Regions from separate parts of the Mus musculus genome. Here all the other regions are linked to region 1. Evidence: chromatin loops called from intact Hi-C (ENCODE). Cell type or tissue: left cerebral cortex. All regions are shown on one strand. Region 1 holds the start of Gm51668 (a long non-coding RNA gene). Region 2 has its middle 38 kb from the start of Gm39319. Region 3 has its middle 24 kb from the start of Gramd1b. Region 4 has its middle 26 kb from the start of Gm48277. Region 5 overlaps Clmp (CXADR-like membrane protein). Region 6 has its middle 50 kb from the start of Gm39319.

What was found. Peaks named below come from ENCODE experiments on the same cell type or tissue, not always from the same donor. Only the 100,000 strongest peaks of a DNase experiment are listed, where the experiment ranks them.
Region 2: a loop joins it to region 1, with 3.0 times the contacts of the local background. A loop is called at or near these places in 7 of 42 quality-filtered maps.
Region 3: a loop joins it to region 1, with 4 times the contacts of the local background. A loop is called at or near these places in 21 of 42 quality-filtered maps.
Region 4: it touches region 1 in a loop (9-fold over the local background); 30 of 42 quality-filtered maps call a loop at or near these places.
Region 5: it touches region 1 in a loop (3-fold over the local background); 20 of 42 quality-filtered maps call a loop at or near these places.
Region 6: it touches region 1 in a loop (3.0-fold over the local background); 7 of 42 quality-filtered maps call a loop at or near these places.

The regions. Positions count from the first base shown.
Region 1 is chr9:40,413,347-40,418,346 of GRCm38, reverse strand. It overlaps Gramd1b (GRAM domain containing 1B), which reads left to right. Exons shown (of 20, transcript NM_172768.2): 2 at 4,973-5,000. It overlaps Gm51668 (a long non-coding RNA gene), which reads right to left and starts at 1,367. Exons shown (of 3, transcript XR_003948127.1): 1 at 851-1,367. In left cerebral cortex, CTCF peaks have their summits at 1,976 (motif pointing left), 2,864 and 3,067 (motif pointing right); DNase peaks (open chromatin) are centred at 2,017, 3,094 and 3,738; H3K4me3 peaks cover 917 bases; H3K27ac peaks cover 758 bases.
Region 2 is chr9:40,626,404-40,631,403 of GRCm38, reverse strand. No RefSeq gene overlaps it. Among named protein-coding and RNA genes, the nearest start is that of Gm39319, 38 kb to the left of the region's middle. In left cerebral cortex, a CTCF peak has its summit at 3,117 (motif pointing left); DNase peaks (open chromatin) are centred at 42 and 3,110; H3K27ac peaks cover 1,058 bases.
Region 3 is chr9:40,477,254-40,482,253 of GRCm38, reverse strand. It overlaps a transcript of Gramd1b not described here. Among named protein-coding and RNA genes, the nearest start is that of Gramd1b, 24 kb to the right of the region's middle. In left cerebral cortex, a CTCF peak has its summit at 2,707 (motif pointing right); a DNase peak (open chromatin) is centred at 2,722.
Region 4 is chr9:40,581,584-40,586,583 of GRCm38, reverse strand. No RefSeq gene overlaps it. Among named protein-coding and RNA genes, the nearest start is that of Gm48277, 26 kb to the right of the region's middle. In left cerebral cortex, a CTCF peak has its summit at 2,788 (motif pointing right); DNase peaks (open chromatin) are centred at 2,796 and 4,487; H3K4me3 peaks cover 296 bases; H3K27ac peaks cover 449 bases.
Region 5 is chr9:40,753,659-40,758,658 of GRCm38, reverse strand. All of the region lies in intron 1 of Clmp (CXADR-like membrane protein), which reads right to left. Among named protein-coding and RNA genes, the nearest start is that of Hspa8, 45 kb to the left of the region's middle. In left cerebral cortex, CTCF peaks have their summits at 714 (motif pointing right) and 2,114 (motif pointing left); DNase peaks (open chromatin) are centred at 751, 1,135 and 2,115; H3K4me3 peaks cover 879 bases; H3K27ac peaks cover 1,888 bases.
Region 6 is chr9:40,614,197-40,619,196 of GRCm38, reverse strand. No RefSeq gene overlaps it. Among named protein-coding and RNA genes, the nearest start is that of Gm39319, 50 kb to the left of the region's middle. In left cerebral cortex, CTCF peaks have their summits at 879 (motif pointing right) and 2,630 (motif pointing left); DNase peaks (open chromatin) are centred at 1,766, 2,621, 3,108, 4,927 and 1 more place; H3K4me3 peaks cover 927 bases; H3K27ac peaks cover 1,528 bases.

The DNA.
Region 1 (5,000 bases):
TCAACGTATCCATTGGGTCAGCCAACTGTGGCTATTCAGTACAATTGGTATTCAGCACCTGCCGCAGCCTCTGCCTTTTCTAAATCTCACTGCGCTCTCTTCGGCAAGTGTTGTCGTGCACATCTGACCTTTCAGGAAAAATGTAAATCCCATCTCCCCCTGCTAAGTGGGAGAGTTGAGACTAGAACTTGAGTCTTTGTGTTTCGGGGGACGATGATTGTATTCCTCAAAAATTAATCCCCAGCTCTATAAATTGAGGATTAAGTAGTGACTAAACACAGTAAGTCTCCGTTTCATGAGGAATTAGGCTAGGAGAGGATTAAGTGAGCTTGGCCTGGGGGTTATAAGGCCAAAAAGCAGCAAAGGCAGGGAAAGCTCAGGCTTGTCTGTTCCTACCGCATCCACAGTTCAAGAGAATTTTTTTCTCCTTGTTTATTAATGAAAGACAGCTGTAACTGTCGCTTGCAGGGTTTTAAAATTCCCAATTAGCATGAGATAATTGTTGTTAGTGCAGCAGTCGGCAGATTATTGCCAAAAGCGGAGAAATAGGCACTTTGGTCTCTCCAGTCTTGGTGTGGGTGGCTCCCATCACGGTTGAGGAGTACTGAGTTTCATCTTGCAAGCCTTGTGACAGCTTGGGCCCACCTGAATCTCAAACTTTAGTTTAGAGATTTAGTGCATCATTGCCTGGGAGAGGAAGAGCTAACTGTCCTCAGGAGATGCCCTTCCAGGAAAGGGGCTGGGCACAGTGGCCACATGTGCCTGGGGTCCCATGTGCTACTGGGAAGCTGGAAGCCTGGAAGTTCAAGCCCAAGGGGTGATGAGTTCAAGGTCAATCTAGGAAACTTACTGGTGCTGTCTCAAGATAAAAGAAGGCCCAGGCCTCAGTGGGAGAGGACTTTCCAACACAGGAAAGACCCCGGGCTCCATCCCCAGAGCTGCAAAAATAAAAGAAGACATTAAACTAAATAAAATATTGAAAGGATACCAGGTTCCATCTCCATCAGATGGAACAAGTGCATCTTCTTATGGCTTATGAGGTTGGCCGGTGTTTTCTACCTGTGTGTCTGGTCCTTGGGGTGGGGAGGAAGATGGTAGTTCAGTGGACTCAAGGGACTCTGTCCAGCATGCATTTCAGAGTTTCCCCACCATGGCCTGCCTTCTGGAGCATGCTTCGTGAATTACTGTGCATTTCCCCCCAGCCCTTCCCCCCAGGGTTGTGTTAATGGGACTATCTGGGACACACCTCTGCAGTACTAGGCACATGGGGAACAGCACTGGGAGTCTGCTGGTTCCCTCAGGTATATTCAAGAATTCTGTGTGAGTGTGTGTGTGTATGTTAGTGTATGTATGTGTGTATGTCTAAGTGTTTGAATGTATGCATATATGAGAGCGTTGTGTATTAGTGTGTGGTGGTTTGAATATGCTTGGCCCAGGGAGTGGCACTATTGGAAGGTATGGCGCTGTTGGAGTAGGTGTGGCTTTGTTGGAGGAAGTGTGTCACTGTGGGTATGGGCTTTAAGACCCTCATCCTTGCTGCGTGGAAGCCAGTATTCTGCTAGCAGCCTCCAGATGAAGAGGTAGACCTCTCAGCTCCTCCTGCACCATGCCTGCCTGGATGCTGCCCTGCTTCCACCTTGATGATAATAGACTGAACCTCTGAACCTGTAAGCCAGCCCCAATTAAATGTTGTCCTTATAAGAGTTGCCTTGGTCATGGTGTCTGTTCACAGCAGTAAAACCCTAACTAAGATAGTGTGTGTGTGCGTGCATTAGTGTGTCTGAGTATGTATGTGTATGTCTGAGTGTGTGCCTGTGGAAGCTGTATGTCAACCTCAGGATTCATTCTTCAGGTGCTGTCTCCCATGTTTTTGAGACAGGGTCTCTCACTAGCCAAGTCCTCTAGGCTAGCTGGCCAGTGAGCCCCAGAGATCTCTCTATTCCTGCTTTCCCAGTACTGGGATTACAGTGTGAGCCACCTAGTGGACACGGGTATCAGACGCAGCTAGCTTTGAACTGTCCTGCCTCTGCGTCCGACTACTGGGGTGACAGGTATGTCCTGTCTCCCTGCTTGGCTGCCTCCAATTTTAAATTTCAATGCAAAAAGCTTGCGGTTGAGACTCTGCTCTTTTACTGGCTCCAGAAAGAAGTGAACTTCTGTTTTCTGTTCTCGAAGCACCGCATCATGTTTTGTGAAAGTCATCATTTCTCACTCTTGAATATAGGATCCATGTCTGGTTTACATCTTCTGCCTATGCGTCGTCCTCTGCAGAATGATGTGTCTTCCATGGTGTGCCATCCAGCACTGCACAGTGGCTAATGTGTGTACTAAACACTGCTATCTGAGCTTTTTATATATTTGTTCTTATAAACCTTACTATGGCTTTGTGTGGGAAGAAGTACACGTAATGTCCCGTTAGTAGCTATTCCTCTGGCAATAAGAGTCATACAAGTAAGATGTGATGCGTGATCCCTGGGAGGTCTGCCTTTTTCTGAAGGGAAATGGAGGAGGAGTGGATTACGGGGAGAGGGGAGGTGGCAGGGAGGGTCTGGAGGAGAGGAGGGAGGGGAAACTTCGGTCAGGATGTAATATACGAGAGGATTAAAAAAAAGCGAGGTACCAATTCAACCCATAGGAGAGTATACTGGGCATGTTGCCCCTTCCTATTACAGGATCATGCTATGCGGCCTAGGCCTCATGTTCTAGACTCAGCCACCGCCTCGATACTGCCCCCTGTTGGCTTTGTTGAATGTGTGCAGGCTTTTTTTTTTTTCTTTTCTTAAAAATGTGTGTGTGTGTGTCTCACGAGTGCCAGAGGACAGATTTCGATAGATGTTTATTTCTTTCCACAGTATGAGTTCTGGGGATTGAACTCAGGTGCGGGTCTCAGGGCTTGGAGGCAAGTGTCTTCCACCCTCTGATGCATCTGGTTGGCCCCTACTTAGTATTTATCCGTTACTTGGAACCACGACACACTTTGAAGGTGACCAGTTATTTTTACTTCCTGTTAGTAGAATTTTCCAAACCATGGAAAGACCAGAAGGGGGCACTCAAAAATCAACTCATTCTGGTGACTGAGGCGCTAGTTTGGTTATGATTTGGGAAACAACAGTGCCATCTAGTGGAGTAACTTGCTAATATCAGGTCAAGTCCCCCTCTCTCCGGTTCTTTTTCTCTCCCTCCCCACCTTTTTCTGAGACAGGATTTCTGTGTAGTTCTGGCCATGCTGGAACTCACTTTGTAAAGATCACTGTAACCTCAAACTCATAGATATCCGACTGCTTCTGCCTCCTTTAGCGTGGGGAAAAAAATTCACGCTATTGCCGGCTAGGCACCCGCTGGCGGTCTCAGTCTGTTCCCAGCCTGGCATACAGGTTGAGACTGCATTTCTTCCCTTTGCCAAAGCCTGTCCCACCAAAGTTGGCTCTGCCTCTCCAGAGCCCAGAAACAGTTCTCTCCTCCCCGCAGCTGGCTGCCACCAAACCCGCTTCGCACTCCCAAATTTCCACAAATAGCTGGGATGCACTTCTCGCAAACCCATGCTCTGCCCAGTTGAATCGCAGCAAGAAGGAAAGCATCACACAATCTTAGTTTAGAATCGATAGGTAACACAATCCCTGGGTGCAGAAACTAGCATCGTAATTTTCCCTAAGTTAGGTCCTGGTGGATCCGCCACTCGAACTAACAGCCCCCAGCCTACGTGCCTTGCTCCTGCTGTCCGAGAGGGCAGGTCCTTTCCTCTGAGTTCCCTCTTCCTTTCCGGACCCGGAAGTCCCGCCTCCTCCCCGTCCAGTGATTGGTTTCTTGTTGTCTTTATTATCTTATCAATTAGGGAAACTTTCCACAGCAGTCTCCCTAGTGAGTACTGGGATCAAAGGAGTGCGGCCCTATTGCTTAAGTATGGGATCTCCTTGAATTAGCTTTGCCTTAAGCTTTGGATGCTAGAAGAAGGGTGTGGTGAGTAGGAACATCCTTGATCTTTTGGGTTAGTTGAATCCATTGACTATTAAAAAATTTTAAGAACCCTGATCTTTCGACACCCATCATCTGCTTTTCCTGCCAAGTACTTTCCATGGCGCACATTGGCATATCTATCTTGAGGATTGACTTTGGAGCTGTGAGACTTGGAATTTCTCCTCCAGTGCCCCTGCCCCGACCCCCATGGCGCTTGATAAGAGTCGATCAGATGACCCCAATATGAAATTTCACGGGTCAGCAACACTGGAGCAAAGTAATGTTACAAGATGTTTTAAATATATATTACCATGTTGCATAAAATCCTGCTTTTTTTTTTTTTAAGACAGTTTCTCTCTGTAGCTCTGGCTGTCTTGGAACTGGCTTGGTAGACCAACCAGGCTTCAACCTCACAGAGATCCGCCTGCCTCTGCCTCCCAAGTGCGGGGATTAAAGGTGTGCACCATTACATCCAGCTTTAGAGCTCTGCTTTTGAACTCTGTAATTCATCCAGCCCTCAGAATAGGGAGAGGAGGGGCTTTCTTGATCCCTCCCTCCCTCTTAGCCCTCCCTCGGGGCAGAGTCCTAGTAGGTGGGGCAATCTCCCTCCCTCTTACTTTACAAGCCCCTCCCTTTCCTACTGCACCACATCCTTGGGGGCTTGGGTGAGTTGAAGAAAAATGGATCACTGTCCTGTCAGATTGCTTAAGTAGCAAAGTTGGAAGCTGTCAGTGCTTGCCTACCTCGGTATACATGCTTGGTGATCCAGGAAGTAGGTTAGGCCCTTCCTTCTGCAGTCTAGACAGCAGCAGAGATAGATGCCTTGGACATCATGAGAGTGACTGTCAGACGGTTAGTGTCTTTTTTCAGCTTAGCACCCCTGCTTCCACTGGAACGTTCTGTTTTCTCTTGGTTTTGTAACCCCATTTCTTTGTGTAGCTGAAGTCTGCACGACCTCTCCCAAGAGATGAGAAAGCTGGAGAGGTTATAACGTCCACGTTCTGTGTCTTTTCCTCAGCAGCCAGCAAAGCAGCCAACAGAGCAGC
Region 2 (5,000 bases), 210 kb before region 1:
GTGGTCATGTTACATAATGGAGAGAAAATAGCTCACAAAAGTCACTTCCGGTGAAGGGTTTGTTTTGGTCTCAGTTCCTGGGTACCATGGCTCACTGCAGCAGGAGCTTGAGGAAGCAGATGGTCACATTGCTTCTGCAGGACCTTCGGAAGAGCAGTCAGTGCTCTTAACTGCTGAGTCATCTCTCCAGCCCTCCAGTCACTCTTTAAGGCTCCAATACGCTTCTGAACACTCAAGTCTATGTGGATGGACTCAGCTGTGGACTGTTGTCAACAAAGCTTGATATATTTAATGATATCGCAGTCAGAGAGAACTGGACTTATCCAGGGAATCAACACACAGTTTCTAATCTTAAGGAATCACAGTGATGCAGACAAAATAAAGTCTATACTCTCTCAGGGTATCACAGCCCAGACCCTGCTGGAGGGGCTGAGTGAAGGCTCTGGTGTACATGTGGGTCAGAGTGCAGCATGGCTGAGATAATCCCTATGTCAGCTGGATGGATGCTGGATGGAGGAGCTGTGTTACTGTTGATGCAGTGGTTTACTGCAGAGCTGTGCAGGACACAGCATCAGGTTTGTGGTTAAGCAAAATTCACACAAAGACTTGGAGCTTGAGCATCCAGTGTGCCTGCCTTTGAGCTAGGAAGATGAGCCTGGTAGCAGTGTGTCGTTGGATAAGTTGGAGTTGGGGGTACGGCACATTCATGGGGAGAGTTGGAGTTAAATGACAGAATTGGGGACACAACACAGGTTGGAAGAGTCCTGTGAGAGGGCCTAGGGAGCAGGAAGTAGTTCTTCCACCTCCTAGCTGGGCTATGGCTGCGTAGTGACTAGTGTATCTGTCTTGCTTTCCAGATTAAGTTCCTCCCTCCCTTTCCTCCCTTCTCTCCTTTGACAGGGTTTTCCTATGTAGCCCAGCTGAGACTCTAACTTATTATCCTTCTGTCTCCTCCTTCCAAATGATGAGACTGCAGGTATGTCGCAAGGCTTAAATTATAAGTCTCTTAAAGGTAATGCCTGAATTGTATAGAGACATGTCTGTACATCGAATTAAACCATGTGTAGCATAGAACATTGGAATCTGACTTTTTTTTTCTTGTTGACTCTGGCTAATAAGAAAGGTCTGTTTATTCCCCAAGACAAGACTGCTATACATCTATTTTGTATATTGAGATTATTTTACATCTCCTGGTAATGTCCTACTTTTTATAGAATCCTCTCCTACCCACACACACCAACCGCAAACCACAGAACCCAAATGTCCACTGTCTGACTAATAAAAAGGTAACACTTTTATTTGGAGACAGAAACCTAAATGCTGTGAAATAATTTAACCAGTTCCTCAGGCCTTTTTAACATCTATTTTTCTACTTTTTAGATTCATCATTTAAAGGAGATAGAGCTTGGGGAATTCTGAGCTGTTTGTTGAAAGCTTAACACCCCCCCCCCCCCGCCCCAAACCCCAAACCACCTGCCTTTGCCATGAATACGCCTCTTTTTCGAATACAAAAATAGAAAGGACATTCTGGTCTAAATAATGCATACTGTTCTATTCTGTGAGGCAGGTCAGAACTTGAGCAGCTACTTCATCCCAAATGCCTGCTGGGCTCTGCTTGACGCAGAGGTCTCTTCAGGAGCTGCGCATTGCCCGGGACACCAGGGCAGCCTCCCGTGCGCCTCCGATCCCGATTGTGATTACCAAGCTTTCCCACAATGCTTGCCCTTTTGCTTCTTGTTGTAAAAGAGGCGCTTACGTTTGCACTTTCTCCCTCTTTATTTCAGTTGACCAGCTCCTTCACCCTGGAGCTAGAATGTCCAGCAGGAACTTTGCCACCAAGATCAAATCCAGGCGCCAAGATTCGCCAGCTCAGATAGCCTCTTGGCGCCCTTGCTTTCCTAGTGAGAAATGGAAGTGAGGATGCTTACCTCCCAGGAAGTAAGGATGTCAGGAATCCGGATACCAGGAATTATCCCTAGGAAGTGCTCTGTTTACCAACTCAGGGCAGGTTTCTTCCTTCCTTCCTTCCTTCCTTCCTTCCTTCCTTCCTTCCTTCCTTCCTTCCTTCCTTCCTTCCTTCCTTCCTTCCTTCCTTCCTTCCTTCCTTCCCTCCCTCCCTCCCTCCCTCCCTCCCTCCCTCCCTCCCTCCCTCCCTCTCTCTCTTTCTTCCTTTTTTTTTTTTTTTTTTTTCGAGGCAGGGTTTCTCTGTGTAGCCCTGGCTGTCCTGGAACTCACACTGTAGACCAGGCTGGCCTCAAACTCAGAAATCCGTCTGCCTCTGCCTCCCGAGTGCTGGGATTAAAGGAGCGCCACCACGCCCAGGACCTTTATTTCTGAATACGCCAGAGCTAAGGAGTAGATGCACGAGCCCTATACCATTGTCAACGTAACCCTACTGTCCAACAAACAGCATCAACACCTCCCGGAACACATTAGAAGTGCCACATATCAGGCTGGGCCCCAACCCTGCTACTGTAGACACTCTGTGGATGGGACACAAGCCCCGCCCCCTGTTGGTCGTGCCCCTTTCTCCACTTAGTTCCCTTTGGGGTCAGTTCCCCAACTGTATTCATATGAAAGCACAGCGTGGATCTCCGTGCAGGTGCCGGTTATAACCAGGAAAAAAAGGTGTGCGTGCCCACACATGTTTTACTGGTGTTGTCGTGATAATCCTTATTTCAGAAGCCTCTGGGTCTGGCCATGTCATTTATTCGCTCTCCCAGTTGAGCTGGCGATTTGGGAGATGGGCTTTAGGAGTTGGTAGGGACTCCTTCCTACGATTTGCTCATACCTGAGAATTGAAAATGTCCTGACTCGCAGCCTTAGAAATAACAAGCCTAGAGTCCTTCCCTGGAGGGACCTTGCCCTGGGGGTAGGGCTTTTCTGCCTTTAGGGGTGAGTTGGAAAGGCTGAGCTGGTAGTATGTCCACAGGCCTGTGAGTCAGAGGATTTTCTTGTTTATAGCAATCTTACCACCCTCTTTATTTTTGTTTGGTTAGTTATTTGCTAAGGGGCGGGACTTCCAGTAGCCCAGGCTGACCTTGGATCCTGACCTCTGCCAAGCAGCTTGCCTTCAGCTCCTAGGGCTGGGGATTGGTTAGACATCGCCCTCTTGTGGATAGCTAGTTTCACTGGCTCCAGATGGCACAGCGGCCTGCTACCGGCTTAGCACAAAAGTCCTTGGGTTGCTGACAAAATGGCTACAGGTTGCTTCTCTGGTTTTCTCCTTTCCTTGGCCCTCTCTTGCCAAGTGATTCTTCATGAACCCCGTGCTAATTTGGGGGCGACACAAGCATTTTACAAGCATTCCTCACTTGTAGCGAAGTGAACCAGGGGTGTATAGCATTTAATACAACAGTAGTATTCTGCTAATACTACTGCTAATACAAGGCAAGTCTCACCATTACGTTGTTCAAGATTATTCAGGTTAATTTTAGAAAAACATACAAATGACACCTGTCATTCACCAAGTAAATAATTTGCTCTTTATATGTCATTTTGTGGACCATTTCCCTGGGCGTTTCTACTTTGGTACTTTTTCCTATTTTTGCTTGAATTCTGCGTACATAGCTTAAGATCAAGATCCGGACAGAGCCAGGGCATGATGGTGCACATCTTGAATTCTGGCACTTGAGAGTAAGAGGCCAAGGCAGGTGAACCCCTATGAGTTCAAGGCCAGCCTGGTCTACAGAGTGAGTTCCAGTCCAGCCAGGGCTACATTGTGAGACCCTGTCTCAAAAGAATAAGAAGGAGGAGGAGGACAATAAGAAGAGGAAAGCGGGGCTGGAGAGATGGCTCAGCGGTTGAGAACACTCACTGGCTGCTCTTCCAGAGGTCCTGAGTACCATTCCTAGCAACCACAGGGTGGCTCACAACCATCTGAAATGGGATCTGATGTGTCTGAAGACAGGAGCAGTGTAGCGTAGTCATATACATACAATAAATAAATACATTTTAAAAAAGAAGAGGCAAGTGAGGGATGGGGGCTTGAGGGAGGGAAACAGTGTCAGCCCCCGCAATGCTGCAGACCTAGTCCTGGACTTGATGCCTCGAGGCATGTCGTCGTCCTTGGTAACGTGAGCCATCCATCCCCTTCATAGCTCAGCTAGGTCATTTAAATGCCGCTAACCCATGCTCCCCCTCCCCCATCCTTCCTTTTGCTTCTTTACCTTTAAGTTACACCTGCTCTTCTAATGCTCTTTCCTTTTGCTTTTAACATCCTTCTTCATTTTCCATGGAAGGAAAAGAAAGAGAAGAAAAAGAAACCCCAGTGCCTATTATTGTCTGAGCTAAGAATATGTTTTCTTGGTTCTTGGCTAGGAGTCTATAGCTCAGTGCTTTAGGGTGATATTTTACTCGACGATCAATAAAGCTTTTCCATTTCAGAATTATTAACCCTGGGTCTGCCATCGAAGTTAAAATATTTTTTCTATTCATTCCACATCCGATTCACATCTTTGTTCATCCGTTCGAGAGAGGGACAGCATTAATCACTTCAACGATATCCACAAAGGATATTTCTGTTCTTGGCTCTGGGGGGTTCGAGCCGTATTTGTAGACAGAAGGGGCTTAAGTGGGGACTGAAGGGAAATGCAAACACGATTCGCTTTAGATTTTCTGGTGAGCGTTGAGACAGGGCAGCAAGGATAGGGAGGTGGATAGCTCCATTAACTCTGTAGGGGAAGCTGCTTGGAATAGCTGCCTGTTTGCATGGGAGCTAAATAATGAGAAGGAACCAGCAGTGTGGCACCTCGGGGCAGAGCCTCTGGGCAGCAGGGTTAGCAAGGATACAAGTCCCCTGGTGAGACTCAACCTCTGCAGGAGCTGCGTATGGACAGCTGAGGCCACAGCAAGAGGAACAGAGGGAGGTAGGCTTAGAGAGTCAGGGGCTGGCAAATTCATTTCCTCGGCTTCCCTCTCTCTTTCCTCTCTCCGTTGTGGGGCTGAGGATCCATTAGGAAAGCATCTACCAAGGAGCTACATCCCTGGCTTCAGTCCTC
Region 3 (5,000 bases), 64 kb before region 1:
GGCTTGTGGGAGGGTGCTGTGTTCTCTCACCAGGAAACACACCCTGCTTGCTTGTCTTTCTGTTTTGAGATGTGAGTGGTCTTTGGAACTCAAGGTCTTGACTGCTAGCTTACTGAATGTTGCAAAACGGTGATGGTCTATAGTTACTTCGTTAGAATACCTTTCAAAGCAGATGCTTTTTCTCAACTACTATGGCCCAAGTATGTAGTCAGTACAAGAAAACAACCATTTTTTTTCAGTTGATTTAAAAAAATTTTTTTTAATGTGTTTCATTTTTGATAGTTTTGCTTTGGAGCCAATGCCGACCTCAGACTCAGTATGTCTTCCCAGCTTCTTGAGTGCTGAAAATCTAGGCTTCCATCTCATCCCAAAGTACAATAACTTAGAGCCAAAGAAGCTAAGTAACAGACCCCCAAACCACACCACAATGAGAGTCACAGAGTTAATTCACTAAGCCACGATCACAGGGGATCACAGGGTACGTTGGTAGTAGAGATTGAGTTAGCTGGGGGCTCTCCTGTCTTCTGCGTGCACTCGACTCTTTCAGGAACAGAACCGGAGATTCAGAACCAAAAATTGTTCTTGAGACAAAGAGCAGCCAATCTCCAAGTCATTGTTCATCCTCCCTCCCCAGTCCCAGCTCTTTGTCTTCACTTCCCTGCCTTGCAGCCTGGCTAGACTCATTGGTGAGGGATGGGGAGGCATCCATTTGGACTGCTCCAACGTGGAGCTGGCAATGTGGATGCTTTGCTTGGTATTGGGGAGGAAGGGGAGATGTGCCTTTGTTGCTGTGTTGTTAGACTCTGGCCACCACAATATCCCCTCCTGCCAAGTTCTGCCCTGATCTCAGCAGGACAGTAGGAACTCAACTCCAGTTTGAAAGCTCCAGCCGTTCATCTAGAAGAGCCCTAGCCAAGAAACCCCTCTCCACTGCATTAACGTGGGGGAGGGGGCAGAATTTAACAGAAGTCAGGGTAAAAGATAATAGTGGAAATTCACTCTCATGACAGACAGATGGCCTTGGACCCACCCCCTTCTCTTCCTGTCCCCTCTGCTCTTCTTGCAGCTATCCCTTCTCTCCTCCCCACAAAAGTTTTTGATCGGATGGAGAAAGGCCAGCGGGAGATAAGAACCAACTGGATTCAGAGCCCCAAGGACAGGGATGGTGACTCTGGTCTATGTTTGAAGCACACTGTTGTGGTTACTCTCTGGAGCAGTAAGGATGGCTGTGTGGATAGGACTCTTAGGAGTGAAATGAAACTTTATAGCAGTAGGTATTGCTTACACCAGTATTTTTGTGCTAAGACTCCTCAAGAGGCTGATCACCCAAGTCCTTCCTCATTGTCAGAGGAGTCTGGAAGACTCTTTTGTACAGGTATAGACTGTATTATATGCAAGAAACTATAGTGTAGTTTTTTTTTTAAATTTGTGATTGCAAAATCTATTTACCACATTGTGATTAGAATATCATAGAAACAAAATAATAGAATACACAACAGGCCAGGATGGATTACATGGGAAAATGAGTGTTTCACTAGATTCTTTGGGCATTGTGTGTGTGGGGGGGGGGGGTTAGCATCAGGATGTACAGTGGTTGTATTGTGTTTTAGATCGAGGTTCACAGTCAAAAAACTAAATAATGTTGCTCTGCAGAAAGTCTTAGGGGTACACATGATGAGACGATCCAGCAGGCAAAGGCTTGTCATCAAGTTTGAACACATGAGTTCGGTCTGACCTAGACACACAAAAGCACACATGCAGAAATAGATGTAATAAAAATAAAGTAGTAGGGATAAAGATTTGGACGTCCTGTGGTCTGTGCTGTTGTGTAACTGGGACCTTAATCTCTCTGACTGAGCCTTATTTTCCTGTATGTGGGGTGAATGAAGAGAACCAGAACAATGAGTTAATAAGCTCCTTCTAGGCCCTCGGCTCCATAACGTTTAAGGTGAGTAAGAATTCGACCTCCCTCATAGGGTTGTCAATGGAAGAGATGACCTCTCTCCAGAGTAAACACCATATATCATCATGCTATAGAAATACACTAATATTTCTCATAAAAGTATGTTCTCCTTAAACCTCAGCTCATTCATTCATTGAGTATATACTGATATGGCAGACACTGGTCCTGATGCTAGGGAGTCAACTATGGGATAAAACTTGTGGTGTCTCTACCTTGAAGCTTCCTGTTGTAATGTCCCTCCTTCTCCCAACATATCAAGAATAATCCTACGCACACAAGAGGAGCGTTATAGTTTTTTTTTTAACTTACTAGTTTGTGTCCTGATCTTTTCAACTCCATCCAGTGTAGATATATCCATAGAGAGCCGACAATGTGACACTTCAGGGGGTCTTTTGTGCTCTGTACGTGACCTGACCTGAAAATCCCAAGCCATTGGACATATAAACATTCCATTATTATTTTCTTTAAATAGTGTCTCCCTCCATCTCCTGAAGCTATTGAACATATAGATCTGTCACTGGAAAGCTATCCACGCTCACTTTAAAAGTCTTTTTTAGCTTCTTGACATACTAATCTACTGTCAGACAAACACCCTCTGGGAATTTTATGACTAGGGTGACATTTTCCTGGCCTGCAGACCCAGGAGTGATGTCTGGAAAAGAGTATGGTCTGTGAGATCTGCATTTGGTTCTGAGGCGCCCAAGCTGAACTCTGGAAGAACCGTGGGTGCAGAGACATCTGGGGTCATCCTGGCCAGCAGAGGGCAGTAAGAACCCATCTTCTACACCACCAGGTATCAGACCCTTTCTGTCACATCTGGGCAGTTGTCAATATGACTGACTGGTTTACAGTCTTTTGCACACATGTTGGGTTAGACCAGAGCTCCCAGAACGACAGGGAAATAAGTAAGCTGACCCTAGCACCTCCTTCTCAGCTTTCGAAATTAGACATGCAGGTATGTTGCTGTATTTAATGCATGTTCAAGGGACATGGGTACATCAAGGTTGGACTGGTCTCTGGGAACAGAGCCTTCCACAAAGCAGAACCGTCACCTTCTGGAGACTCCGAGTCTTGGTTCTTCAACAGACAAATGGCTTGTTATCCCCTAAGGTTATCCCCACACAATTCTGAACCATGAATGCGTTTCCTGAGGTGCAAAGTCTGGGAGTCAAGGTTGCTATCTTGACCAGTTCAGGGGAGGCATTGTGGAGATATGTGGATGATATGTGATATGTGGAGATATGTGGATGGGATTTGAGGAGGTGGCCTTTGGTGTTGCTGCTGTAAGAAATATCACACATGAGTTTTTCCTACCAAATACCATTAAAACTTGTATTTAGGACAAAGAATTAAAACCTTTTGTTTCCTCCACCTTGTAAGCCTTGAAAAGGTTTTAGTCTGCCCCACCCAGTGAAAGCTTTGTTTACTCAAAAGCCCTCTACACTGTTCTAGGAATTTGATGGCTGGAAGCTTTTTCTCCTTGGAGCCGTGAGTCATTTTTCTTTTCCTCCACTGCCAATTCTTCTCATCTTAGCCAATCTAATGAGATTGCGAATTTGTGCTCCAGCCAATGGGAAAAAGACACAGTCCTCATCTTCCTTAGAATTCAAAACCAAGTGCATGTCCTGTCTTAGGTGGTTTGTGTTAGCTGTCAGACAGTTCCACAGCAAACTCAAGGGGCCCAGCAACTGCGGGGCACATCATACTAGCTGTAGAGGTGACACGTTTCTGCTGTTGCCTCATGTCACATGGCCTCCCCCTGCGTATGCACAAGCATCCCCTACATCCCCTAATAGAAGCCCCTCACCCTATTTCACCTCCTTCCCTCCCCATTTTCTCCACCCAGAAGCAGCCTCTGTTCCCTTTGCCCCTTCCCAGAATAAACCTCTCACGTGAGACCTGTCACATGGTATGACTTCATGGATTCCACCGTATAGATATGGCAGCTTGTGCTTGCTCTTCAGGAATACACCCTCTTTATCAGGAGTAAGAATTGCCTTGTTAAGACTCTTCCGTTGGTATGGTGGTCTCTTTGTGAGCCTAAATTTAGTTCGACTGCAGATAAGCTTTGGAAAAGTGGCAGGGACTGAAGCTGTAGCCTCCTGTGGAATTCTGAGCCAGGAGTCTCTGTTCTATTAGATCAGCTTAGAGGAATGGGTTCACCATTGTAATCCCAAGTTTTCCCAGTGTCTCTTTGATATTAAGACTGTATCGCCCCCAGAACACCAGGAATAATAATAGTATGAGACATTAAAACAGTGCAGAAAACAATTGGGATTTTGCTAGCACTGTGTGGTGTCTTTACAAGTAGTCGTTTGCTTCTATGGAAGCTATCATCAGTTGTGTAGACTGAGGTCTAGGCTAAGCTAAAATCAGTATTGTAGTATTGTACTTTTCAACAAGATGGCACCTGAGGTGAACAAGGACCCTCCTACTCCTCCAAAGCCAAGGCCAAGGCTTTGGTAGCTAAAAGAGCTGTGCCGACCTTGAGTCCCCTGGCCACTATGTGAGCCATGTAGGAGATGGAAAGCAGTAGCATCCAGTGTTTATTCTGAAGATCAAGGCCAATAAGCAAGACTGAGAAGAAGTTCTAAGGCTCTGTTGTGTCTAAAGTCAATGACCCAGTCAAACCCAAAGGGGAAAAGAAGCTGTCTGTTCCACAGGCTGCTGATTATGATGCTGCAGATTTGGCAATAAAATTAGGGGCTTCTGAATCGAATCCACAGAGTAGCTGAGTGTGTGAAAGAATGTCTTGTATCTCACTGCTTTCTAAGGAAAGAGCAGCCTGTGGGAACCCTCTTCTTTGCACTCCCAGAGCCCAGAAGGGTGTCATTTAACACAGCTTGTGTTTGGTGGGAACATCCATGAGCTCCAACAATGGAAGCTGTGAGCACCCGGGAATGAACCTGATACAGTATTTGGCTCTTTAGCACGTGAAGGTCTTTGAATTCAATTCCCAGCACCATAAAAATAGACAGATAGACAGACACGGCAAACAGACCCATGTCTTTTTGCTCTTGTCTTTAACAAGTTTCTG
Region 4 (5,000 bases), 170 kb before region 1:
GGACCAGAAAAACATGTTTTTATTTAAAAAATGCTTTGAAGCTTTTCTGTCTTATTACCTTAATGAAGGCAGAGAAAAGATGAGGCATAATTCCATGCAACCTGCACGCTGGACAGACTGGCTGATGGATGGATGGATAGACACCAGTTCATAGCAGTGATCAAATACTTTGTGAGGTCCTTTTGGATCAAGAATGGAGGGAGGAAGGACTCTCTTAATGTCTGGTGAACTTAATGTCCAGTGAGGCAGAAAGCAAAGCAATCATGTGGTTAGTTGAGGGTCTTGAAATTATAAAGTGATGGCGTTGAATCTTTTTAATACTGCAGATGTATTGACCTGAAAAAGACCAGAACTTTCCATGCATCTAACAAGCATTGATTTAATTTGTAATGATTTCTAGGAATGATGCTAGCCTCTGGGGCGAAGATGAATGAGAAAGGCACAGCTCATGGGAGAGGTGATGACGTGAACAGATTGGAAGGGTCCCTCTCAGTGTCAGGCAAAGGTCAGGAAAGGATGTGAGGAATTACAGGAAGCTGAGAGGGTTGAAAGTAGACTCCCAGAACACATAGTGCACCTTTGACATTGGGCAGTGATGGGAAAAGGAGCCCTTGTCTTATTGTAGTAACTTAAGAATCTGCACAGAGTATATGAGATGACTTTCTACTCATGAAACTGCCTTGAGAGACCTGTGAATATAATCTCGGGAGGGGACAACTCTAATAAAGGAGACCAAAAGACATTGGGATTTAAGTTGAAGCCTGGCTGCCTCGATGCAAGGACCTATGAAATGAAAGGACACACAAACCTATGCCCCATCTCTGACCCAGGTAGAGGAAGCCACAAACTCTTATGTGAGCTGTCCCTGCATGTGATCTGATCCATCATTGGTGTGTTTCCTGCACTATGAATGAGGATACCTGGATCAAACACCTTAACGCGCTCCAATCCCACCATGCACCACACTTGCTCAGACTATACCTCACCAAGTGGTCCAAGGTTGTTCTTCATATGGATTTTCATAAGGAAAGCAAATGTGCTGATTCACAAGTATGAGATGGACAACCACTTAGGATTGGTAGATTTGACTGTAAATTACAAAATTACTTGGAAGTGACTGGAGGCAACTGAACAACCAAGCAGACCTTTCAGATCCATTTGTGCCTCTACGGCTGGGATGGTTGCAACCAGGTTTTGAACCTCAGTCAGTGAGGCACACTGGATAGAGTGGTAATAACCAGCAAAGGCCCTCTGAGGAGTAACTCGGCAGCACTTGGGTAAGGATCATAAGGGATGTATTGACCCAGAGAGGGAGGTGGGTAAAAGTTGGGAGTTGGATCAGCAATCCACAAGGTACCACCGGCACTAGAGAAGATGACAACAGAATTCCATTGCACTGACTGCTGGGAGGAGCGGGGAGTGCTGTTCTTTTCCTTTCTACCTTCCAATTACCAGACTTTGGAGAAATGCAAAATGTTTATTCGAGCATTCAGGTCATGTCTGCAAACATTTAACTCAAGACACATGCTGGTGGCCCAAGCTGGGGCCATCGAGGAGAGGGAACTGCTGATTTAGGAATTGCTTCTCTCAGATTGCCTCTAGACATTTGTGGGGGCATTTTCTTGATTAATGGTTGATGTGGGAGGGCCAAGCTTACTGTGAGGAGTGCAGGTCCCGAGTTATGTAAGAAAACAGATTTATCAAGTCAGTCAGCAGTCCTCTGAACACGTGGATGCATTATCCCATGGTGGGGTCCTAATTTGATGGTGTTATTGGGAGGTGGTGGGAACTTTAGGGGAGAGGTCTCCTTGGAGGAAGTAGGTGTGTGGACCTTTCCTCTCCTTCCCTTTGTCTTCTGTTCACTGTGGGATGAGCCATTTTGCTTCACCACACATTTCCTTGTAATTTGTTCTGCTATACCACAGGGCCAAAACAAAGTAGTCCAGAGCCCCTGGACAGAGACCTCTGACATCAGCAGTCAAAACAAACCGTTTCTCCTTGAAATTGATTTATCCAAGTACTTTGTCACACTTACGGATAATAGACTGATATTAATACAGTTGTTCTCAAGAAGTTGCTGGCAATCTTATGTAGTTTGATCTTTGATGGGGGGGGTTCATCTGTTAATTTGCCCATCTCAAGGACAACCTAGCCTGGAGAAATGCAAAATGTTTATTAGAGCATTCAGTTCATGTCTGCAAACATTTAACTCAAGACACTCAAGACATGCTAGTGGCCCAAGCTAGGGTTATCGAGGAAAAGGAAATGCTGATTTAGGAATTGCTTCTCTCAGATTGCCTCTAGACAAAGTTAAGGGAATGGGAAGGTGAAGATGCCCAGGCCTTGACATGCAAAAATCTGATGTAGCTGTTTCCCAGGTGTGTGGTCCTGGGCCCGTCTTCAGCCTAAAATAAGGAAGGTCCTGCCCTTATTTCTCAGACATAGGCGAAGCAAGCCATTGTATACTCCATGTGCATTTATGTGTAGACTCATGTGTGTGCGCCTATGTGTCTATTCGGCTCTCTTTTGTATCATTATGTAAATGTTTATTATTAATTCTTGACTTGAATGGATAAATGGTGGTATTGTATCCACTAGGTCTGTGATTCCCAAGCTTTAGTGAACATTAGGCTCGTCCGAATTGCTAGTGGAGGTGCGGCAGCCAGGATCATCCATCTTCAGCTTTCGGCTCATAAAGTCTGGAGTGGAGTCAGAGCACCAGCATCTTGAGCAAGTTCCTAGGTGATGTTGAGGCAGCGGCCTAGGGCTGCAACACGAGAACCAGTCAGCAGATGGCGCCATCACTGAGTCTTGGCCTCCCCTGGGAGCCTAGGGAAATGGGTCAGCTTGGGCTTCTGACAACAGAAACACTGATCTTCCCAAGCAGAACCTGACCTGAGCATCTGAGGAAAGGAGCAGAGGGAGGTAGCAGCTGGTACTGGGCAGTAATCAGAGCTCTTCCCCACGCGTGTCTTTGCACTGTGGGTGTCCTCAGAGGAGACCTCATCCCTCTTTCGGGAGGGAGCGCTGTATCGTGCCAGCAGAAGCAAAAATTACATTGGTCACAGCAGAGCATCAGTCTTTCCCTTTGGAAAACATCCCTGAAGGATCCTTTTCAGTGATTCCAATTGAGGACTGAACCCAAGCAGAATCGTTCCAGTTAGGGATTGAAACCAAGTAAAAGAATCGTTCTTAAGGTTTTTAAAGTGATAGGTGGCGACAAAAGTCAACTTCTACAGTCTTAGCATGCTGCCTCTACATACCTTCTATCCACCCCCAACTCCCTCATCACTAACCAGCATTTTCCCGAGTGGAAAGGACCAGAATACCTGCCCCGAGATCTGAACTTGAGGCTCCCCAAAGGTTCTGCCCACTGGAAAGAGCTGACAGAATTAAATATAAAAGTCCCAGTGGTGGAAAGAGCCTTTCACTGCAGCGGGCTGCAGGAGATGCTAAGAAAGAAGGAGGAGAAAGTGCCTTTTAGGTTTAGCTATGTGCTGTCCTGCAGAACCTTCTGCTGTCTACACTGTCCCGGACACTGGTCACCAGCCGCAGGCGGTTGCTGAGCACTAAAGTGAGATAGGAATTTTTAAAGAAGTGAACTTAAAACGTGCATGTGAGCAGGTGCAGATGTAGGCCAGATGTCAACCTTGGGTGTCATTCTTCAGGTGCTGTCCTGTCCTCCCCTGCCCCCATCAGTCCCCTCACCCACCTTTTATCATTTGAGACAGGGTTCCTTACAATTCTAGAGCTCACTGTATATGCTAGGCTTGCTAGGTGGCCAGTGAACTCCAGGGATCTTCCTGCCTCTGCCTCCCCAGCCACGGGATTTTTAAGCCACACCCACCTTTTTAAAAATCTGGGTTCTAGGCTCATAATCAGGCCCTTATGCACATAACCAGACCCTTTTCCTAGAGAGCTATCTTCCCAGTCCGGCCCTCTTTTGAAGGTGCATTAGAGAATCTGTGAATACATTCAAAAGCTCCACAGAATCTACTTTCAGTTATTGAGTTTGGAGCCATAATGTAATTATAAAAATAAATGAAAATGAAAATGCAATCCTTAAATACTTTACCGACTAAACCATCTCTCCCGATCTCTAAAACTTTGATTTGAATGAGTTCGTCGAGGCATTCTCTAGCACAGTGTGTTGGCAGAGTACTCTGGTGGTTATCTGGGCCCGTGAAGGGCCTGGCTCTTGGCGCGTTGAAGGAGCAGGAGCACTTAGGTTGTTGTACGTAATTAGTGTATGGGAGCTTTCGGGTGGGGATTTTGATTAGGGAAGAGAGCAGGAGAGGTTGAGGAAGAGAGTAGGAAGAGAGAGCGAGCTCCTGGGCCTTGCTACATCTAAAACCTCCAAGCCCACCTCCATTGACACACTTCCTCTAACAAGGCCACACCCCTAATAGTGCCACTTCCTGTGAGCCCTTGGGGAACCATTGTCATTCAAGCGACCACAGGAGGTGACTAAGGAAGGAGGAAGGACTCTCAGTGAAATCCTTCTGGTGGCAGCAAGGGCTCAAGGGGACTTAAAACTGTTTAAGTGTAGGGGGTTGGGAACAGTAGCGGGGACTAAGAAGGGTACAAGTGATCTGCTCAAGGAAGTGGTGGGGGAGGGGTGGGCTCAGATTAGGAAGGGTAGGGAGATAAATGAGGAAGAAGAGAGTAAATAAGAGGAAGGATGTCTGAGAAAATCATGAGTCATTATATTAACTGTTCCCCTAAAGCCCCACCTAACATCACACACAAGCCTGCGTATTAATATACATAGATAATACAAGGAAAATGTTCTTCTTTGGGTGGACAATGAGCCCCTGAGAACTAAAGACCACCCAATAAAACCTCCAGTCCTCACATAGGAAGCCTTCTCTTGAGCTTTTGAATGGTGTTGTCCAAGAGACTCACAAGCCACACAAACTATTGTCATCGCTCCTGGCTGTGCCCCAAGATGGGAAAGGCAAATCCCTATTTCTGAAGACACCATGCAGACTTCAGACTGT
Region 5 (5,000 bases), 340 kb before region 1:
ACGTGTTACACTTATATTTGAACAAATGTGTATGTGCCGAGCTTATGTGGTGCAACCAATATAGAAATAACTTTTAAAAAAAGATTTATTATATCTAAGTACACTGTAGCTGTCTTCAGACACACCAGAAGAAGGCATCCAATCCCATTACAGATGGTTGTGAGTCACCATGTGGTTGCTGGGAATTGAACTCAGGACCTCCAGAAGAGCAGTCAGTGCTCTTAACTGCTGAGTCATCTCTCCAGCCCAAAATCATACTTTCAAAATCATACTTTTACTGCCTATGTGAGAAGATTTCCTGTAAACTAACATAGTTTTGCTTTTGGTTTTTGCTTTTGTGAGTCTGAATACATAGCAGATAGCCAGTCAGCATTTAGACCTATTTTACTGTTGAGTGAACCTTGGCACAGGGGAGGAACATCGTGAGATGAGGTCCGGTTAAATCATTTAGAGTGGAAATGCTCTATAACATTGCCGGTTCTCCTTCAGCCCACATGGCAGCCCTCAGGAAAGCGGAGAAACTGACTGCACTGTACTGTGTTGGGCTTGGCCGAGGATGCGCTAGCTTTCATTCGCCGCTGAAACCCGCAGAGTTGTCTTAGCTTCGTGCAAAGCTCAAGAACTGTACACCACCCTCGTGCATCCAGGAGGCCCTTGCTATATGCAGAATAAACAAATGCAAAGGCTCTGCTGTGAGACTTGCTGAGGGAGGCCACTAGAGGGAAACAAAGGCCCAGATTTGGACGATGTCCCCAGAGGGCCGGAACAAGGTGGTGGGCGGTGTACACTGCGCTCTCTAGCTTCTATTTATAACACATCCAGAATTAAATACAGCAGCGCCAGGAGGGTGCCTTCGTGAATACAAACGACTTCAGCGAGGCAGGGAGTGTCAACCAGAGCCTACGGATCTGCCTATTTTCTTGAACCTTAAGTCCCCGTCCTCCCTCCTCCCGACCCCCCCCCACCTCCTCCCCACCATCCTCCCCCCTCCCCCCAACTCCAAGATGCTACCAGATTTCTGGGATTTTTTTTTTTTTTGGTCATCTTAAGAAATAATTTTTACCATATGTTGAATCTACAGTTTGAGCTGGCAGGGCCCTCGGTAGTGTTTGTGGGAACTGCTTAGCATGTGCCTGCCATCTGGTGGGTGAGAGGGAATGGGCAGGTCCAGCCACCCTCTGGCTGCTAGCATAGGATTTCCTGGGCAACAGGGATCAACCTTAGGGCGAAGAAACCCTTACAGTCGGTATAACTTAGGAGGAGATCACAGCCTGGCCAAGCTAGTGAGTCGCAGGGGTTCAGGGAAGGGAAGAATTTTTGAAATTTTTGCTGCAGTATTTATCGATAGGAAGCGGGGTTTGGAAAGAGGCTTCTTGTGTATATGCAAAACGCCTTCCTGGAAGCCTTGGGCTTTCCCTAGTGGGGATTTCACGGGCAACTCAGACACTTAACAAGGTGCTAGTGGGAACCTCTCAGCCTTAGCGTTATCAACAGCCACTCCCCCACCCCCATCCCCCGGCCTGGGGTCAGCTGCCCTGGAAACCGCTCCCTCCGTGCTCCTCCATGGTAAGGTGGGACTAATTCTTCGTGTACTTGCTGCTTAAGATTAGCTTAAGATTTTGCGCTCTAAAACCTTGGGTCTCATTGGACTCCTTTGATCATTCCAGACTTTTTTTCAAAAAGACCAGGCAAGAAGGAGTTTTAACAAAAAACATATTCATATCCCCCGCCCCTCTCATAAGGGATAGTGGGCTGGGCCGTGACCAAAGAACAACCTCTAACCTCTCTTCTTCCTAAATAAGACTTTACTACTTTCCCAAAGCTCATTGAATGCCCAAGGCGGACAACTTGTCCCTAGTCACCCATGTTTGCTCTTCCTGAAAGGTTACCCCATGAGTACAGGCTCCCTACATGTTCCCAAGCTCCGAGTAATGAACTAAGGAAATGACCCCTGAATGTATAGTCAAAGCAGGCTCTAGGCAAGGCCGCAGCTCTTGGTGTAGGAGTTATCATCCAAGTAATTTACCAGCCTGTGTAGATCAGAGTTTACAAAGTTAGAGCATCCCATGGCAGGGATCGAAAGTCTGGTCTTTCACATTGTGCAGTATACAGTACAGTGCCCTCTAGTGGGCGACACAGATGTAGCCTCCCTTTCTTCCATTGAGTGAGAACATTTTTCAATGGTTAGGGGACATTTAGTATTCACTAACCTTGAGTGGGAGGAGTTTCCCCATATTTTGCTTTACCCAGAATGCTCCAGTAAGCCTCAGGAGAATGGATGCATCGGATATACGTAAGAAAGTAAGGTATTAGAAAGTAAAGTCATTCGGATATTTGCAAGCCTGAAGCAGGGAAAAAGCTGTGAATACTGTGACTTCAAAGTTAGCCTGGGCTACACTGACTTATCCTGTCTAAAAGCAAAACACAGAGAATGAACAAAAACAAAGGGAAAAGCCGTATTTCATTGTATAGATCAAGAATTAAGACACGGGCTGGTGAGATGGCTCTGAGTTCAAATCCCAACAACCACATGGTCGCTCACAACTATCTGTAATGGGGTCAGGTCCCCTCTTCTGGCTTGCAGGCATACATGTATACATAATAAATAAATCTTTAAAAAAATTAAGACACACAGTGACTCAAGCCAAGTTGTAGAGTCCTGTGGGGTGTGGGGGTGTATGTGTATGCATGAGTGAGGCATTCACACTTTCTGGAACACTGTATACATTTCATGAGGCACCATGGACCCGGATTTAGACAGTCTCCTGACCTCTCTCAGCCTTTTCTTCTCTGCTTGTTTTTGTTTTTTGTTTGTTTATTTGTAGACAGGGTTTCTCTGTGAAGTTCTGCCTGTCCTGGAACTTGCTTTGAAGACCAAGGATCTCGGACTCTGAGATCCGCCTGTCTCTGCCTCCTGAGTGCTGGGATTAAAGACATGCACCACTACCCCCACTCCCAACACGCCTTTTCTTCTCTGTAAAACGAAGAAAGGTTGTTGGAAGGATTGTACATGGCCTGGGTAAAAGATCTAACAAGGCACCCACTCAACAAACGGTGGTTATTATTAACGACAGTCACACTGTGTTGTAAAAGACAAAGAGAAACAGGCACAAGGAGGCAAACCAGGATTGTGAGGTGTTCTGGGGAGTCAGGCATGCTGTGGCTGCAGATTGGAGGGAAGGGAGAACACACCAGGTGGAGGGAGCATCTGGAGCTGGGGGAGCACCTGGAGCTGGGGGAGCATCTGGAGCTGGGGGAGCACCTGGAGCTGGGGGAGCATCTGGAGCTGGGGGAACACCTGGAGCTGGGGGAGCACCTGGAGCTGGGGGAGCACCTGGAGCTGGGGGAGCATCTGGAGCTGGGGGAGCACCTGGAGCTGGGGGAGCACCTGGAGCTGAGGGAGAACGTGGCCTCTCTTGCCAGCTTCACTGACAGCTAGTGAGGTTCCTTTTCTACCCAGCATATGTTTCCTTCTAAGCCTTGGACCCAGCCCATTCCGGGATCTCCATATGAAGGTCTTCAGAGGAGAGAAAAAAACTACATAGGCTATGTGTTGCTAACCACCAGACCAGACCTATTTCAGCGACTTCTTTAATGCAAACATATTTGGTATTTAGACAAAGCCAAAAGCTAAAGGAATGAGGCCAGCGGAATTTCAAACATCTGGAAACTGGGATGGTGTCCCCCTGAGAGGACATTTGTTCCAGGAGTCTCTGAAATAGTGGGGTGGCCACAAGGACTAGGCTTTAGTCAGGAGATGGGTCGCAGGGATTTAGCTCCACACCCTAGGCTGGGTTTTAAGTAAACGATAGGAAGAAGAAAAGAAAGGAGGGGTTGGGGATAAGGAGAAGGTGACAGGAAGATGGTGAAGGGGACAAAAAGAGGAAAGGAGGAGAGGGAGAGGGGAATAATAGAATATGAGTAATGAGAGCCCAGTATTGACGGAAACAATAATGGGGATAGGTTTTTGTTATTGTTGTTGTTGTTTTGTTTTGTTTTTTGTTTTTGGTTTTGGTTTTTCAAGACAAGGTTTCTCTGTGTAGCCCTGGCTGTCCTGGAACTCACTTTGTAGAGCAGGCTGGCCTCGGACTCAGAAATCCGCCTGCCTCTGCCTCCCAAGTGCTGGGATTAAGGGCGTGCGCCACCACACCTGGCTTTGGGGATAGGTTTTTCCTCTGTGATTTGTTACTGTAGGGCTGAGGCTCAAAGCCCTGGGCCTTGTACATGTTGGGCAAATACTTAACCACGGAACTACATCCCTAGCCCTAAGTATTAGGATTTAGGTAAAATATTAGGTCTTAGGTGGAATGTTATGGCCTAGATAAAATGTTAAGGCCTGGGTAACTGTTACCTGGCTAGCCTGCCTTTATAAGGAAATTTTCTCATATGTTTCTGCTGTTACTAAGAAACCCTCTAATGCCAAGATTGAGTACATATTCTGTTACGTTCTGAGCCCTTGGAAACCGATCCTGATAGAAGACAGTAGAACTGTTTTGTATCGTTACCTGTAATAAGCTTGGACCTGAACCAACTCCCCAACAGCTCTTCCTGCAGCTGTGTATAAGCTTTTATGATATAAGCTGCCCCTAGGATGGACCCCAATATAAGAGAGACACCTGCACTAATTTAAGAAATTATTTGGAGTAAGATTTTCATTTTGAGTAGTGGTCGAGTAAAGTTTAAATTCTCAAGACTTCCCTGGGAACTGACATCCTACTTGGCAGAAAGAGACATGTATGTGGGTAACTGCCATCCTGGTTGGCAAGTTAATTACATGAATGTTAGACAAGTCCCATCCTGGTAGACAAGTTAAAATATGAATGTTAGACAAGGCAAGCCCCGCCCTTGATTCATGTCAAGTTAGGACATGAATATTAGACAAGGCAAGTCCCCTGCCACAGTTCAATACCCAACCAATGGAAACAGGATAAACATACAACTAAGACAAGTTCCTTAGGAAATCCCCTATCCCTAAATCCTGATTGGTGAAATAACTTGGC
Region 6 (5,000 bases), 200 kb before region 1:
GACTATCTCTAGGCACACCTTGCAGTGAGGCAAATTCTGGGAAAAGAACACACTTACTTAACTCTTTACAACCGTGGTCATTTTGAGCTACCACAAATCTTACATTCTGACTGCCTGCGACTACCTTGTTATGACCACCAATTGTGATTACTTTGTTTTGACCACCGGTTATATTCTGCTCCTGTAACCCTTCCATGTTTCCTTCCCCATTTGGAAATGTCCTACCCTATAGCTATAAAAGCCCTACCTATCTTCACTTCAGCGCTGATCTCTCGAACCCACTTTAGGGGAAGGCAGCCTATGTACAGGAATAAAAAGCATACTTTAATGAACTGCTTGCTTTAATTAGTTTGGCAATGTTGATTTGGGTTGGTGGCTTTTCTCTTCTCATCGTTGGAAGAACTCTTCACAGCACCCTGACACCTTTGCTCGCACTGTCTCTTTGTCGTGTCTGTAGCAATCATGACGGCCAGCTTCATGTTAAAGGTGCAGGGATAAATCTCAGTGGGCAAGTGACTTGCCGGAGGCTAAGCATTTGTAAATACCTATTCAAGTAGGAATCCATTCTGTCGCTAATTACCTGGAGTTAGGACATAGCTCATAATTTAATGATTCTGTCCCCAGGAAGTTACTCTATGTAGTGTAGTGGATGTAGACTGGATGTGTAGTTCACTCACATTCTTTTTGACAAACTGACGTCAAATCAGAGTGAAGCCAGTTCCCAGAATTCCCTTCAGTTTTGATACAGTTGTCAGAATAACTCTCAGAACTCAAGGAAGTTTTGTACTTAGGATTTTTTTTTCTTTAAGATTTATTTATTATACATAAATACACTGTAGCTGTCTTCAGACACTCCAGAAGAGGGCATCAGATCCCATTATGAATGGTTTTGAGCCACCATGTAGTTGCTGGGATTTGAACTCAGGACCTTTGGAAGAACAGTCAGTGCTCTTAACCACTGAGCCATCTCTCCAGCCCCAGGTTTTTTTTTTCTAAAGGATACAAATTGGGACCAAGCAAAGGACATGATGCGGATTCTGAAAGCATCCCGTATGGTCCTTTCTCATGGTCCATTAGTCTTTGCATGGTTGGGTTTACTAACCCATAAGCTCAACAAGCTGCAGCATCCAGGCTTTTTACGGAGCGTTTGATATGCCGGCATAATTGGTACACTCAGTCTCTGGCTCCCCACCCTCTCTGTGCTCGGTCTCTTGGTCATAGTAGGCTTACGTGAGAACTAGCCACTACCCAGAGCCGGCTCATTACTACAAACTCAGGGGCTCCTAGAACTTGGGAAATCAAGGGTTTTACAAGCTTCCTCCCAGAAACCTGGAACAAAACCCAGACACATCCTTTTACGACAATAGCGGAGCCATGCAGCTTCTGTGTCTGCGGATTCCGGGCCAACTGCTTTCCTTTATGCCAAACTCCATCCTAGGCAAGCCTTCCCTCACCTGAATTTCTGACTATGAATTACTCAAGATTTATCCTGACCTCCTGGAGAGCTAGAGAGAGGTTTCCTGAATTTCAAAACCACATCCCGCCCTTCCGTTTCTGCCCACTTGAAACCAGACACAACCCACATTCCAGTCCGGTCCTCTGTCCCCGTCCGTCTGTACACCCATCACCCCCCCTCCCGCCCCCAGCCTCCTGCCCCCAGCCTCCCGCCCCCGGGGTGGAGGTAATGAAGCCACAGCAGGAAGAACGCTGGCAACTGAATGTGCAAATCTTGAGGAAAGTGAGCCACGTGGGCCAAGCCAGCTCAAGATGTAGACGTCTGCATTTATCCTTAAAATGTGTTTTAAATATTCCCCTCCCCATCCCATCTCCTCGGTAGCAGTAGCTATGTTCTGAGGCTTGCAAGGTGAAAAGGACGGGTGGATGTGAAGTGATTTCAAAGGAATAAAGTTCTCCGGCCGTAGTTTGTACAGGAGCCGTGCAGACATCCATTTTAATTATTGATGCGAAGCCCTGTCACTGGTGAGGAGGAAAGGGGCTTTCTTTTGTTGCACACGTTCTATGCACTGTGGTCCACACACCATTTAACCCTCACCATCCCGTGGATTGTGTTTCAGATCCTTCCCTAACAGCGGATCTGCAAGATTAAAGAATTAAGCCTGTATCTGGCTGCCTCCAGTTGCTGGTAATAGCCAGAAAATGTTGCTCATTATGCTTGTTTGCTCTGTGCTTTATTAAATATTATTTTATATGATTATGTAATTAAACTGTGATCCTCTGAAACCGGTCATTTTAAAAGCGGGGGAGGGGAGGGCAGCTGAACAAAGCTAATCAAAGAAATGCTTCATTTACATTAATCCTGCTGGGAGACTGTTCGGGTCATTTCTCTGAATACCCGGGTGACCTTGCTTAGCTTAGTGTAAACATTAGGCTGCTTCCCGTTATTAAACCTCTGCTAATTCAGGCTCCTGATGCAGAGCAAATGCGCTATTAATGATAAATGCAGCAATCACATAAAAGGCTCGCTATGGGATTATAAGAGCAGCCGGATTCAAGCTCCGGTTTCCAGTGTATCTCCGTATTACTGACCTAAGTTGATAAAGGAGAGGGTTTTAGGAGGATGGTTGCAGAGACCTGGCCTCTGAATTAGCTCTGTACTAGTGCCACCTAGTGGCCATGGTGGGCTCCAGCAGGTTCTTCATATTTCTAAGGGTTGGGCTCTGGGGCTCCGCCTTTCTTAGCTACCCAAACTGGTGTTTCTGTTCTGTTTTGTTTTTTGTTTTTTAAAACAAAGGCACTGGAGCTACTTGTGTGATAGAAGGTGTATGGCGCAGTCGTTTACTTCAAATTGATGCAAAAATTTAAGTACCTGAGATGGTGAGTTTGGAACCTTCGATCATTTTAGTATAGCTCAAGAATGCTGGCTCTCCTGCTCCTTTCCGACCCCTGATTCCTGAGGAACCCATCCGTACCCTTCTTCCACATCTTCCCACGACAGCGTCCTCAGTTGACACCACAGCCCAGAAGGAAAATGAGAAAGTCCAGTCGTTCCCCAGAACACTCACTCTGTCAATGGATTTTATTTTCTCTCTCCAGGTGTCTCTCAGCCACATGCCTGGCAGAGGCTGCTCAGAAATAATTCCTCAGCACTGCTCCTGAACGATGGGGGAACATCTGCAGTGTGCCGTGACTGACTAAGTGCAGAGAACACGCAGTTGGTTAGCTATACTTCCTCACTCAGAGAAAGACTAGAATGTGTGAGCAAGGAGACAGACTCCTCCTGCTACAATACACACCAAATGGGGTTGTCGTAACAGAGGGACAAGGGAGCCAGAGCAGGATCTGAAGTGGGGTTTGCCCTGGTTTTAACCCTGGATCTGTTACGTGTACAGTTGGAAAAATGATTGGTCACCGCAATTAGGAGTGAAAAGGGTGACACCGACTGTCAAGGCTCTGGTGTATCTTGGCATTACTGGGCTTGGTTGATAAAGGAGACTGATTTTTGGAAGGGAATGGCCATAGAAATCACCAGACCCTGAAAGACTACCGTTTTTGAATATTACTGAAAGACGTGCTCAGAGTGTATCCAAACCAAAGCACCTCCCAACAGTGATGTTCATGTTCAAGTCAGGAAACTAGAAAAAATGCCGATAACATGTATTTGTATATGTCTGTAGTATGTATGAATGGTGCGTGCACATGGTGTCTGGGTATGCATGCTCAAGCCTGTGCATTTGGGGCCAGAGCCGGACATAAGGGGTCTTCTTCTATAACTCTTGGCCTTATTGAGTTGAATCAGGGTCTGTCCCTGAACCTGAAGCTCACTATTTTGCTTAGTCTGGCTGGCCGGCCAGCTCTTACAATCTTTCTATCTTTGCCCCTTAATGCTAAGTTTACAAGCATGTGTTGCCTTGCCCAGGGTGCTGGGGATTTGAATTCAGGTCCTCATGTTTGCAGAGCAAGTGCTCTTACCTACTGGGCCATCTCCCCAGTCCAATAACAGCAATATTAACTGTATAAAGCTCCACATATATGCCGGCCAGAGTAGTATGTTTCCTCGCTCACTGTGATGATAAAATACCAACAAAGAAATTTAAAGCAGGGAGGGTATAACCCATCATGGTGGGGGAGTCCTGGTGATAGGGGTTCGAGGCCTGTTGCATCTGAAGCTTGGAAACAGCATGCTGAAGGCTGCAGCAGCTCGGCTCACTCTTTTCCTTTATCTGCAGCCTGGCGTCCTGGCCTGTGGAGTGGTGCCGCTCACACTGACGGTGGGCTTTCTACACCAATTAACCCATCTTGACACTCCCTGCCTGGGGTCCTGGCCTGTGGAGTGGTGCTGCCTACAGTTAGTTAGACTTTCTACATCAATTAACCCATCTTGACACTCCCTGATAGACACTCACAGAGGTTTGTCTCCTAGGTGGCTCTAACTAATCACATGTGTTTTCATTTTAGTTCAGCATCTGGTGATATAAGACTTCTTAATACACAGGAAATATGAGTCAATTTGGGTTTATATAAGCTGAGAGTAGTTACTCTTGCTATAAAACAAGAGTAATGTTATACACACTCCTCTCCTGATATTTATAAAAGTCGTATCAGTATCTTTACAGATACTGATTCTTATAATCTGGGGACCTATAGAAAGGCACGTCAATCAAACTTTACGCTTAACGCCTGGAGTGTGTGTGTCTGGATTTCCTGATCATGGTAAGCTACTTTTATGAGGCTCTGTGAATGAAAGAAAAACCCTAGCTAAACAGCTGCTGTCTTTCTTTGCCACATAAACCATTCTACGATGTGCCTTGTGATACTGAACCTGGGTCTCATTTCTCCTTTGTTACAGGGACACCAAAGGAGGACGGGAAGCCAAGAGGAGGGAGTTAAGAATCTTCGCATTCTTGTTGCCTGCTATTTCTGTCCCTGTTGATGCAACAGCAGTTCTTTAAGTAGCAGCAGCAGGTCATTTGGGTATCTCCCACACTCCCTGCACCAGCTGCCAGGTGCCTCTGCTGCAAGATGCACCTGCTGTGCATGCG